Regions from separate parts of the Mus musculus genome. Here region 2 is linked to region 1. A link is a contact called in ENCODE Hi-C or POLR2A ChIA-PET data. All regions are on one chromosome and are shown on one strand. The core of a region is the stretch at or near the end of the contact, and the rest is flanking DNA. Distances in the headings are between cores, read along the strand shown.

Region 1 (6,212 bases), core at 1,975-4,474:
ATCTTATGGGGCAGGAGCTACAAGAAGCAGGCACAGCCACAGTGCAGTCCCACCTGGCATTACTCAGTGGGCTGCAAGCCCGCGGAGGTAGTCCCCTACCAGGGGCAGCACAGCCCAGTCATCAGTCCTTAGGGCTACAGGCACACCATCCACCTGAGCTTTCTCCAGGCGCAGCAGCAGCATGGAGGCAGGAGGCAGGCGGATGGCTATGAGGTAGGTGGTAGGGGGCTGAGCCAGCACTACAAAGGGCTCTAGGTACTGGGACACCAAGGCCTCCAGGCCCTGCTGCCCAAGTGGACACCACACACGGCTCTCTACGCCCTTTGGTAGGCAGGAGTTCCAGAGCTCATCGAAGAAACGCAACTCAGAGCCCTTAGGGAGCCGGGGGAAAGGCAGGAAGAGGTCAGCAAAGTTCACAGACAGGGGTGGCAGGCGGGCATGGCACGTGAGGCCAGCGGATGTGCTGTAAAGGGCCCGGACGTGTAGGCGGGCAGGGGCTGGGCATCGGGGCTGCAGAAGCAGGTACAGAGGATGCGCAGGTTGTCCCGGACGCAAGCAGGGTATGTGGACAGCCTCCAACGGCTCATAGAGCTGTCCTTCCACACGGAAGCGCAGCTCCAGCGAGTAGACGGGAGCATCCAGTGCCTGCACCTGCAGACACAGCACCGGGAGCGGGCCTTTGGCCTGCTGAGGCCCCACACTCAACTGAATTGGGGCTGAGGTCTCCTGCACCATCAGTGCTGATGAGAAGCCCTGGTTCTCCGCCATTAGTGACGAGGCCAGTGCAGGTGCAGCCAGTGAGGGGCCCAGCGCCATCCCCAACTTGGAACTTGACAGATGGGACAAGAGGACATAGTATAGTCGGGCATGGTCCCGTCCGTCAGCATTCTCTAGCTGTCTGGCCAGTTCCTGCAGCAAGTTGGCCAGACCATCTCCCCCGCCTGTCCGCAGCAGAGCACGGCACACCCGCAGTAGGGCCTGGTGGAGGCCCCAGTCGGTGCAGTGCACAGCTGCAGCCTGTAGAAAGCTGAGTGTGGTACTCTGAGTGGCCCCCTCTGCCACCTTTGCCAGCATCTGCAGGTGCCAGCAAAGGGCTTCGCTCTCGCCTGGCCTGGCCACCGCCTCTTGGAGCAGCACCTCCCTGAGGGGCTCTCTCAGCTCAGGGCTTACCTGATCTAAGAGGTCCACAAAGTGGGGTGCCAGGGAAGGCCGAGCTCGGTACAGTTGGGCCAGTCCGCGGATCAAAAATGTCTGTACTGTGGAGTGTCTAGTCAGGCAGTTAGTAACAAGGTATGAGGCTTGGAAACAGAGAGTGGCCAAGGCCCGGGGACCACCATCCAGGGCTGCCCTTTGCTGTAGCCCAGCCAGCACCTCCTGTAGGAACCACTGTGGGCCCTGAGTCTGGTCTTTCTCCTCTTCCTCATCGTCAGCACAGAGCAGACACAGCAAATGCAGGCGGGCCAGGAGAACCGTTGGGTCATGAAGGAGACTGGGCATGAGGCCCCGGCACAGCTGGGGCCCCAACAGCAGCGGGGCAGCCTCTTCCCCCTCTGGACCTAGTGGGCAATTCTCGGGGAAGCTCAGGATGCAATGCAGGTAAAAGAGGTGTGTGGGCGAGGGTAAAGCTGGGTGCTGGGCTCCCAAGGTGAGCCTGCGGAGGAGCAGAGCTTCATCCTGTGCAGTGAACAGGGCCTCGCCAAAGGCCGCCTTCAGAGACAGAACTGAGTGTAACAGTGTCAGCTGTGCCGTGCCCAGCAGCCGAACCAGCTGTGGCTTGAAAAGCACTGGTGGCTGTCCCCGAAGACCCCGGAGGGCCCAGCCCAACAGCCACAGAAGTTGAGCCTGAGCCACAGGAGTGAGCAGATAGGAAGTGTCCAGAAGCTGGGCCACGGCAGCCTTCAGCTCTCGGGCGTCCTCGGGGCTGGGCTCTAGAACCGGAAAGCCACGCTCCTCCTCCCCAGCTGTGGGCCAGCTGGGCCCCTGGGGCTTAAGATGGGCATCCCATTCCTCAGCCAGGGTCCAGTCCCAGGGACAACTCCCAGTGGAGAAGTCCTCAGCCACCAGCAGGCCTTGCAGGCCAGCCCCAGACCTGGACTGTACCACCAAGGTGTCGTGTAGAACAAGGGCCAGAAGCAGGCTGACAGGCTGGATGGGACCTGTTTGCCCTGGGAGGCTCCGCAGCATCCCCAGGGCGCCGGCCAGCAGCCCAGGCTTACAGCGCTCAAGTTCTCCAAGGCATTCACAGGCTGTGGCCTGTAGATGGCGCTGTTCTGAAGGGGTTCCAAAGCTTCGTCCCAAGTCTCGGCCTGAAGCTAAGCCAAGAAGTAAGGGCAGAAGCCGGCAGGAAGCTCCCGAAGTGGGTCCGAGAGCATCTCCTGACACCAGGGCTGTAGTGGCTGCCAACAACAGGAGCCTCCGGAGAGCTGAAGGTCTTGTGGGCAGGAGGACAAGCGTGTCCAACAGGGAAGTGGCAGCAGCCTCCGCGGCAGGTGCATCAGGCCAAAGTTTATCAGAGTACTCCAAGCTCAGTGTCAGTAAGGAAACCTGAGATGGGGGATTTAAGAGGAACTCGTTGAGTTCAGCATGCGGTAGTATGAAGCAACCATATGGACCACGGCAGGGCACACGGGCAGGACCTACCTTGGTCTGCTCGCTTAGCTTTTCACTCCTTAGGTCACTCAACAGGTCGCGACCCAAATCCTCACCTTCGGCACCTGCCAGAAAGGCGGATGGGCTGGCTCGGAAGGCCCCCAGGCGCTGGGCCCAGGCTTCTCGACCTAGGGGCCCCATGGTCAGTCATCCACTTCTCTGTAAAGGGAAGAGAGCATCAGACACCGAGGCGAGGACGACGCGCAGGCCTTTACGGCCACTAGAGGGCGCCCAGGTCCTCCACCTTCCCGAGGGGCTGCTGTTACCCTAGGGCCGTCTTGCAGACCCCTCCCCGCCCCCCAATGCCTAGGTCCCGAGATGAACTCTGGAGGCTTCGGAGATAATGCCGGAAGCAACAGCCCGGGCCCCTGCAGGATAGGACCCGCAGGATCGGGGTGGGGGTGCCCAGAAGGTGCGTGCGGAGAGCTCATTAAGCCTCCCGCCTACGAAGGGCATCGAAACCACAGCGTCGCTCGCGCCCCTGGCGCCCGTGGTAACGGGTCGGCCTCTCTCACCGCTTGAGTCAGCTGCCGCGGGCGCTCGGTCGGCTCCTTCCGGGCTGGCAGGCTGGCGGCGCGGGCCGGGGCGGGGCGCGGCGCTCGGCGCGTGGGCGGCCGGGACGGGGCGAGCCCGGGGGCGGGGCGTAACGGAGCCTCCGCCTGCCACGCCCGCCAGGCCGGCAGGTGCCGACTCGCCGGTTTCGCCAGGTCTGAGTAACTGTCTCGCCGTGCAGGCCCCCTGCCCCGAAACTGCCGCAGGCACGGGCAGGGGCGGGGTTTGGTGGGCCGGGCTCCCGGTCCGCTCCCCGATGGAACTGCGTTCCCAGGCCCTGGAGCAGAACAGCGGCTTGGGCAGATCGGGAAGGCGGCCAGCGCGTCCCCCAGTCCTCCCGCCCGGGCCCGGTGACTGCGCGCTTGGCCCGGCTGCTTGAATGCGGGTCTTCGGGCGGCCGCTGGGTGGCGCGCGAGGCGCAGTCCCAGGGCAGAGCAGGAAGAGCAAGGCGTGGGTCACTGCGGGACCGGTCGAACCGGCGCCGCAGGGCTTGGCTTGGCGTCCTCAACGCTGACCTGGCGTCGGGGGTGCTGGGGGGGACCACCTCGCTCTGCTTGGAGGCGAGGACCCGGGGCCAGGGTCGCAGCCGGATGGTAGCTGCTGACCTTTGCCCGAAGTCGCACGGATTGCCTACAGGGGTCGGGCGCGCTAGAGTAGAGCGAGCAGGGCGGGACCTTAAGACGCAGCGAAGCCGAAACACAACGGGATCCTGACTCTAGGTGTGCGTGTTGGCGGGGCCTGGAGGGTCACTCAGCTCGTAACACACCTAATATGAACCGAGAAACCAAGGCTTGAGAAGACAACGGCCGGGCTGCCAGACTTCTGGCCAAGTAGTACACACGCTACCTACTAGAGTCCAGAGGACTGTATCTGGGCTTGTTGGCGAGTCCCAGGCTGTGGGTGCTCACTGGCCCGCTAGTTTCAGGGGCTCAGACCTTCTGTCGTCCAAATCTCATACTCACCGTCCTATAAAGCCTCCTGCTAGCCACTTTGAAGATGAAACACCTGAGCCCCCATTGCTAGCCTCTGGCTATTTCTTTGTCTTTGTCCCTTTGGGTGGCCCAAGTTCCTTCCTAGCCCCTTATCCTGACCTGGCTGCAGATGAGAGTGGTGAGGTAGGGTCCTAAAAAGAAGACTGCCTGGGCCCCCAGAACAAGGGTAGAAGAAGAGAGAATGGAGACATGGGGGCGTTGGGGGAGGCACGGGGAGCTAGAAGACCTGGTCTCTGCTCTTCTGGGCTCTGGCTCCACAGCTGACTCACAGGCGACAGCTCTAAACCACTTCCCTCTAGGTGCCTCAGTTTCCCCATCTATAAATTGGGAGTGATGACTCCTGTTTAAGAAGCTTTGGGGTGGGGCGCCCGGCTAATTAGGCCCAAGATGAAAGAGGCCAGGGTGAGAGCAGCCCTGGGCTGGGAAGGCAGGTTGGAGTAGGAGCCTGTCTGGTTGCCCTGTCTGAGGCCCAGAGGGCGCTGATAACTGCAGGTCTGGTGTCCCAGCTCTCGGTAGCCAGAAAGGATTATTAAACCCTGTTACAGTTGAGGGGAGGGGCTTCCAGGGGTCAGGGAGTCCAACTCTGGCTGTGTCCCAAGCTTCTGATGCTGTAGCCTCTGCCAGCCTCCAGCCTCCCTGGGCTTTGGTTCTTTGAGGTGGCATGTGTGGTTTCCAGAACTGTGTGTGATAGATGGATGTGTCTTCCTGAACTCACTAGGGCTCGTAGCCAACCCTGGGTGCTAAGGGTGGGTATCTGTCTCCCATGGGCTTTCAGGAGCCCAGAGAAGGTAGAGTCACTTGTACAAAACTCCAGGGCCTCTGTAAGGAGGACTGGGCTTCTGCTACATGCTCCGTCTGCTGCCCTCGCGCTCCTGATGTCCAAGTTCATGAATGGGCCCTGTTCTCATCTGCCTGCCCAAGTATCCTCTTAGGAGAGGCAATGTTTGCTTTGTCCTGGCAACAGACGGGGCAGACAAGAGGTGCCTTCAGCTCCTCATGAGGCCCTCTTGAGAGAGTGACCTGTTTGCCCTCACCTAGTTCCTCCTCTTCTGCATTTCCACTCCTCTCCATGCAGCTCAATTCTTGGGAAACCCTAGACATTAGGCTGAAAAGAGGAAAAGTTAATCCCCAGGCCTTGACTTTCTTATCTGTGAAATGGGGCCACAACAACCCCATCCAACCCCATGGCACTGGATCCTATGGATACAGGGATGCTTCGTAAATGGAGTCCACGGTACCAGGGCAAAGGTTGGGGAGTGGAAGGCTGCTGCCCGTGTACAGTTTTCCTTTGCAGTGATGAAAACTGTGCTGGCTAGTTTTATGTCAACTTGACATGAGCTTGAGTTAGGAGCCTCAGGTGAGAAAATGCCCCCATAAGGTCTGGCTATAAGTCATTTTCTTAATTAATAGCTGATGGTGGAGGGGCGAGCCCACTGTGGGTGGTACCACTCCTGGGCTCTAGAAGAAAGCAGGCAGAGCAAGCCATTAGGAGCAAGCCAGTAAGCAGCACCACTCCATCACCTCTGCATCAGCTCCTGCCTCCAGGTTCCTGCTCTGACTTCTTTCAGTGATGTGGAAGTGTAGACCAAATAAATCCTCAACTTCATTTTCCGTCGTGGTGTTCCACCCTAGCAATAGTAAGACAAAAATATTCTGGACTTAGGGGTGATGGTTGTATAATACCCTGAAGACTAAAACCCCCTGAACTATACATTTTGTGAGGATGTATGTTGCAGTACTATTAAAAATGGTATTGCGGGCCAGTGGAGGTACATGCCTTTAATCCCAGCACTTGGGAGGCAGAGGCAGGCGGATTTCTGAGTTCAAGGCCAGCCTGGTCTACAAAGTGAGTACCAGGACAGCCAGGGCTACACAGAGAAACCCTGTCTCAAAGAAAAAAAATGGTATTGGTTGGGCCAGCCATGGTGGCACACACCTTTAATTGCAGCACTCAGGATGCTGAGGTGGATCACTGAGTTTTGGGCTAGCCTGGTCTGTATAATGAGTTCTGGGCAGGCC
Region 2 (6,212 bases), core at 2,318-4,817, 34 kb before region 1:
TGTGGCCTGCATCTTGACTCTGCCTCCCTACCAGCGCCGGGGCTATGGCAAGCTGCTTATTGAGTTCAGTGAGTATGTGCTGCCTGACCAGGAGCTGGCAGGCCAAGCCTGTGTGGGTGTACCCTCATCTGTGCTTCACATGCAGACAACCCAGTCACCAGGAGAGCCGCCAGAAATAAAGGAGACTCTACCAAGGTCCTTTCCTCAGTTGACTGCCCTGTTTCCTGGAGTAGGTTCCAGCATCTACTTTGCCTTTGGCTAAAGGCCTGTGAGCCACCCCGCTTTTCCCATCTGGCGCTGAGCAGCGTGGGTAGCCCCCATGCTCACCTTTGATGTGCACTCTGAACCACTGGCTGTGCCTGAGCTGTGCGGGCAGTAGGCATTCAAAAAGGCACACGAGCACTACAAGACAGAATTGTATCCTGGTTCTTTGTAAGGCTAGTCTCTGAGAACCGACGCAGGCTTTGGCCTCTTTTGAGGCCACGGACTCTTAGCTCTGACACCCAGCCCAGCCCATTCACTTAGCCCAGGACCAGGGAGACGCTTTAGCTTTTTTGCTGGTGAGAACATGGATGTCTGACTGCTCGAAGTCATGATCTGTTTGGAGTATCTTCCCGATTAGAGCAGGAGAAAGGAAACTCAGGGCAAACCGTGAGGATGTGCCTGCTTTGCCCAGTAGGACACACAAATGCCAACAGACTGATAAAAGGAAGGGAGGCAATCCTTGTACACAGTTCCTAACTAGAGGCAAATATGGCTGCCAGTAGACTTGTGGGGCTATTAACTGTGTGGACCCTGACACCAGCCTCTCCCGCCCTTCTTGTCCAAGGGTGCTTGAGCAAAGAGGGTGAGACTACAAATAGAGATTCAGCCAGGAGCCGAGAGTGCTTGGATCATCACGAGGCCAGTAGAGCTGAGGGGAAGGAAGGGTCTCCAAACTAATGGGGACATAAAGAGCTGTCGGCTCACTGGGGCCTAACGGTCTCAGAGACTGTCTGGCAGCGCCTTGTGGTCAACACAGGTAAGGGAAAGGGCCACCAAGGGTCAGGTACCTGGCTCTGAGGAGCCCCCTGTCCTTTCCTATTATGTCCTTAACCACCCAGCCCATTCTGCTGAGAGCAGCTGGCGTTCCCAGGATCGCAGCTAAACTGATGACACTGAAAAGGTTCCCATGTCCTCAGACCACAAAGGGCTCCCTCATTACTGCCATACACCCAGACACAGGCTGGCAGGGCAGCGACCCATCCTGGCAGCCTTCACTGGCTGACAAGTACCCAACCAGAGCTGCTCTTCTAGCCTTTGGCCCCCAACACTGCAGACAGGGAAGCTGCTGGTCCACACCAAGAGTAAGTGAGAGGCAGGCAGGCAGCCCAGCTCCACAGCCCTTCTTCCTCATAAGCTGCTGTGTACATGTGACGCTTACTCCGCCTCCTGTGCTCTATTGCTTTAGGCTATGAACTCTCGAAAGTAGAAGGGAAGACCGGAACTCCTGAGAAACCCCTGTCAGATCTTGGCCTCCTATCCTACCGAAGTTACTGGTCCCAAACCATCTTGGAGATCCTGATGGGGCTGAAGTCGGAGAGCGGGGAGAGGCCACAGATCACCATCAAGTGAGCCCAAATGCCCACCTGGGGGTTGTGGTTTGGTCTGTCTGTTCCTGGGGTTTCTGGGGACAGATGAATATCTTCAGGGGACTGAACTTTCCCCCACTTCCACCCCCACAGTGAGATCAGTGAAATCACTAGTATCAAGAAAGAAGATGTCATCTCCACACTGCAGTATCTCAACCTCATCAATTACTACAAGGTTAGGAGGCATGCTCAGGGGATAGATGAGATATGGATGCAGGCTCTGAGCTGACATGAGCTGGCTCTATCTCTTGCTCAGGGCCAGTATATCCTAACTCTGTCAGAAGACATCGTGGATGGGCATGAGCGGGCTATGCTCAAGCGGCTCCTTCGGATTGACTCCAAGTGTCTGCACTTCACTCCCAAAGACTGGAGCAAGAGAGGAAAGTGGTGACACACACTACCCATTGCCATACCACGAGAGCTGGCCGAACCATGGCTAGCACCCTGTCTTGTCCCATTTGAGCTTCGAAGAGGCACGCAAAGTGAGACAGGCCGAAGAACAGACCCAAGAGGAGAAGAGGCCTAGGAGGGGCCCACTAGTGGCCAGTGCCAAGGCAAGCTCAGGTCTAGGCCAACTCCGAGGATAACTGGCTTACTGGCCCAGGTCCGCTCTGAACACGTGGACCAAAGGGATCCAGGCAGCTGTGTACATTAAGATGGGTGGGGAGCATTCTGTACAGGACCGGTGATTGTAAAAATTTCTTTTATAAAGGAGGAGCTGGAGGGTGGGGTGGGCGCTGGTTGCAAAGTTCTGGCCCCTCTTGCCCCCAGAAATAAATTGTTTATATAGGCAGAGCTATCAGGAGTTCTTACCAAACTGGGTGCCATGTAATGGCAGCTTCAGGGTGCTAAGGTGCCCACAGACTCAGGCATTGTGAAGATCTCATTTATTGGGATAGAAACAGTCGCTCCAAGTGGTGAGAAGGGATCTGTGACTGTCATTCTCATGATCTGGTTCTCAGTCCTCAGGGACCTGGGCGTGAATCTGCAACAGGAGTCACTTCTACTTTGTGACTTATAATACACAGCAGTTGGGTGGGGACCCAGCTGCTCAGGGTGATAGCCTCGTCTAAGAGAAAAGTGGGGAATGCCCCCCACCACTGGGAGTTTGGGCCTCCGGAGCCATGATCCCCGTGGTGTTTATTGCCCTAAAGCCCCCAAATCACTAGAGACACTATTCAAATCGGATAGAAGGACTGACCAAGTCTGAGGAGGAAAAGGGCTCCTGAGTATACGTACCGCTGCTGCGAGGCTGGGCCAACCTAGGGCCCTATGCACTTTGGCATCTGGACCCGGGACCGTTTCCAGACCCCACAAGGTGAAATGGCTGAAGCTGCCGGTGGCCCCGATAAGGCGGTCCTGGAAAAGGCCGGGTTGAGACTCGGGACAGCAGCTACTGCCCTCACCCCAAACCTACCATCTCCCTTTGCTCACGAAGTCCCGCTCCAGCGGCTCCTGCGCCTCGTCCGCTTTGTCCTCCGCGTCCCCGGAGAAGTTCAGTTTCCCTATCAACCCCTCTCCCTTCTCCTCCGTCACCATCACGAATCCCGCAAACCCTGGCGGCACAGCTACCTCCTCGCCCCGCAGGCCGCGACCGCGAAACGACGCCTGTAGCCCTGCAGGAGGGACATGCAAAGCCATCAGGCCAGCCTGGCCACGGGAGGATGTACGGGTGGCGTCTGCCGCGGGCCACGAAGCCCGAGAGCCGCGGGGCCTGCTCGGACTCACCGTCTGCATCGTGGCGGACGGCGGGCGTGAAGAAGCGATCTACCGGGGCCGGCCGGCTGACTAGAACGTCGCAGGGCAGGAGGTGCAGCTTAGCCGGTGCGGCACCACGCAGCGAGCCAGGGCGCAGGTGAATACGCTGTTTCCCGTCTGCCGCTTCCTCCGGGTTCTTCATCTCAGAAGCTTGTAAGGTTCAGGCAAAAGCTGGCGGGTGAGGAACGCAGGGCCTGTCGGGAGACCGAGCACACTAGATGCAGAGCCTTATGGGAAACGTAGTCTTTTCTCTGGCTGTTCTCTGTAAGCACCTGCCTTCCTGTGCTCAAGTCTTTATGTGTGATCTCATTCTTGTGCCTCCACTTCCCAGTGCTGGGGTTTAGCTTGCGCCACCGTGCCCACCCAGCCCTAATATTTTTATGGTTTTTGTCGTTTGAAAGCAAGCAAACAACAACAAAAAACTGAACGGATTCCTAGAAGAGTCCTATTTAAATAGGTTGTCTGACAAACTATTTTTGGTGGTGATGAGGATTGGACTCAGGGCCTTGGACATATTAAGCACGTGCTCTAGGACTACCATCCTGTAGGGAAAAAAGGCCAAAGAAAGAACACCCGACCCCTGACTTGACTCTAAAACCAGTGTAAATGTTACAGCTCTGAGGAGAAAGGTATCCTGGCAGTTGGGAGCCAAAAATACTACGAAATCACATCCTACAACAAACCTCACATAAGAGAGTTATTGGAAAAGAGACAGGAGGGAAGGCGGCTGTCTCTGCTCAGAAGCAGCAAAGAACGGAGCAGGAGGGTTTTGGAGATGGGGCAGAACTATCCAGAGTGCTCTGAGAATGGAAGGATTTTGCAACCTGATGTTGGGGCAGCTCAGGGACTGATGCAATCTGTGGCTTCATCTTGGGTGGGTTTTGTTGTTTTGTTTTTTCTTTTCTTTGTTTGTTCGTTTGTTTGAGATAGGGTTTCTCTGTGTAGCCCTGGTTGTCCTGGAACTCACTCTGTAGACCTGGCTGGCCTTGAACTCAGAAATCCGCCTGCCTCTGCCTCTCCTGTGCTGGGATCAAAGGCCTGCGCCACTATGCCTGGCTTGTTTTGTTTTGTTTTGTTTTGTTTTGTTTTGTTTTGTTTTTTCCTTAAGGCAGGGCCTGGTTAATTTCCAGTGGGGCTGGACATAATGATTAGAGAAGTCTTGAGGGCAGGGCCTGGCTGCTCAAACCTCAAGGGAAACACACTGCCCCTGGCCTGTCTCCATGCCTTAAGACTTGGAGATTCCAGCAAATAATATTTCACTGTTGGTCTCCAAGTAATCCTTCCAGCTGCGCTGTATTTCCCACCAGCTCACACTGCACATGCCCCACCAGCTCACACTGCACATGCCCCACCAGCTCACTGCACATGCCCCACCAGCTCACTGCACATGCCCCACCAGCTCACTGCACATGTCCTACCAGCTCACACTGCACATGTCCTACCAGCTCACTGCATATGCCCCACCAGCTCACTGCACATGCCCCACCAGCTCACGCTGCACATGTCCCACCAGCTCACTGCACATGTCCCACCAGCTCACACTGCACATGCCCCACCAGCTCATTGCACATGCCCCACCAGCTCACTGCACATGCCCCACCAGCTCACACTGCACATATTGTACCTCCTTACACCCATTGTCAAGCCATCTCATACGTTCCAGTGGGCTTTCCCAGCCTGAACCACTAATCAATAGCCCGAATAATAGCTCTTAGCTGTACCTTTCAACTATCAAAGGGACTCAGCTGCTCTGACAAGCGTGTGGTCTAACTGAAGCTGCTGATTTGACTCTGCTAAGATGTGTATGGATCTTTTCTGCGGAATTCTGCCACCAACCATGTACAGACCTTAAAATTTGTTTTGTTTTTTGTTGTTTTTGTTTTTGAGCCAGGGTTTTTCTGTGTAGCCCTGGCTGTCCTGAAACTTGCCCTATAGACCAGGCTGGGTTTGAACTCAGGAAATCCACTGGCCTCTGCCTCCCAAGTGCTAGAATTAAAGACATGTACCACCATGTCCAGCTGCCACCCATCATATTTGGTTCCAAACTCAAGAGTCCACCTCTTCAACTGCTTCTTCCCTTCGCCTGCTCTAACCAAAGTGTCCATTCTCTGGCTCCCGGAGCATGCTATGCCCTCCAAGGTGTCCACTACATGGGCATCTCCCTGCTGCATCCTCCAGGGCTCCATCATGTGGGCAGTTTTCTAGTTATTAAGCCCTGCCCTCCTTTTCCTCTATTGGACCCCACTTCCCATTTCCTTGCTTTCTCCTCCAGGGGCTGCTTGCAAAGTACCAAAGCTTCCTTGGGGGCCTCTGACCTTGTCCCCCTGCCTCTCACAGCTTCTCTGTGCCCCCCTGGGCTTCTCTCTTGTCTCAGCTCCCACTTGGCATGCTCAATTTTCAAATTCTCTCCTATTGTAACACCTTCTGCCACTGCACAAACAATCCAAAAAGGTCTCGTATCCAAACTTGCTCTCTCCTCCTCTGTTTCTCCCAGTCTACACCTGACCAGGACAGCTCTTATATATGGATGCTTAACATCCAAAAGCACCCCCCCACACACACACACCCCAACAGCCTGTCCTAATAGGGACAGGAAATTGCTCTGTAGTGCGCTGTCAAAGACCTACCCAGTTTCGTCCAGCCCCTTCCTTAGCCCTTCCTCCTTCACTCCTGTCATGTACCTGTTTTCTCTATGACTGAAAGGAAGATTATGTAAGAAGTGGCCAGAAGCTGACTGACAATGTCCATATTCATCCTGCAGAGACCATTGAACAAATCTGAGCCGTCCTAATTCCCCCTCTCATCTTTACATACTACAGAAAG

The links. Hi-C counts contacts between places; a loop is a spot of excess contacts on that map. ChIA-PET counts read pairs that join two places held with the same protein, here RNA polymerase II (POLR2A).
Region 2: a loop to region 1 is called in a map of heart, with 6 times the contacts of the local background. The contact joins the promoter of Rnaseh2c here to the promoter of Ap5b1 in region 1. A Hi-C loop is called at or near these places in 1 of 37 maps with a recorded cell type or tissue (heart). POLR2A ChIA-PET finds 5 or more read pairs at or near these places in 4 of 5 experiments (Patski and embryonic stem cell).

What each region holds. Positions count from the first base shown.
Region 1 is chr19:5,565,036-5,571,247 of GRCm38, reverse strand. Ap5b1 (adaptor-related protein complex 5, beta 1 subunit) reads right to left here and starts at 3,224. Exons shown (of 3, transcript NM_001362046.1): 1 at 3,165-3,224; 2 at 2,641-2,808; 3 at 1-2,544. The coding sequence starts at 2,790. The coding sequence ends at 64.
Region 2 is chr19:5,599,228-5,605,439 of GRCm38, reverse strand. It overlaps Rnaseh2c (ribonuclease H2, subunit C), which reads right to left and starts at 3,567. Exons shown (of 4, transcript NM_026616.2): 1 at 3,360-3,567; 2 at 3,066-3,247; 3 at 2,871-2,990; 4 at 2,481-2,616. The coding sequence starts at 3,531. The coding sequence ends at 2,590. Kat5 (K(lysine) acetyltransferase 5) reads left to right here. Exons shown (of 14, transcript NM_178637.2): 11 at 1-68; 12 at 1,451-1,610; 13 at 1,725-1,806; 14 at 1,888-2,426. The coding sequence ends at 2,022.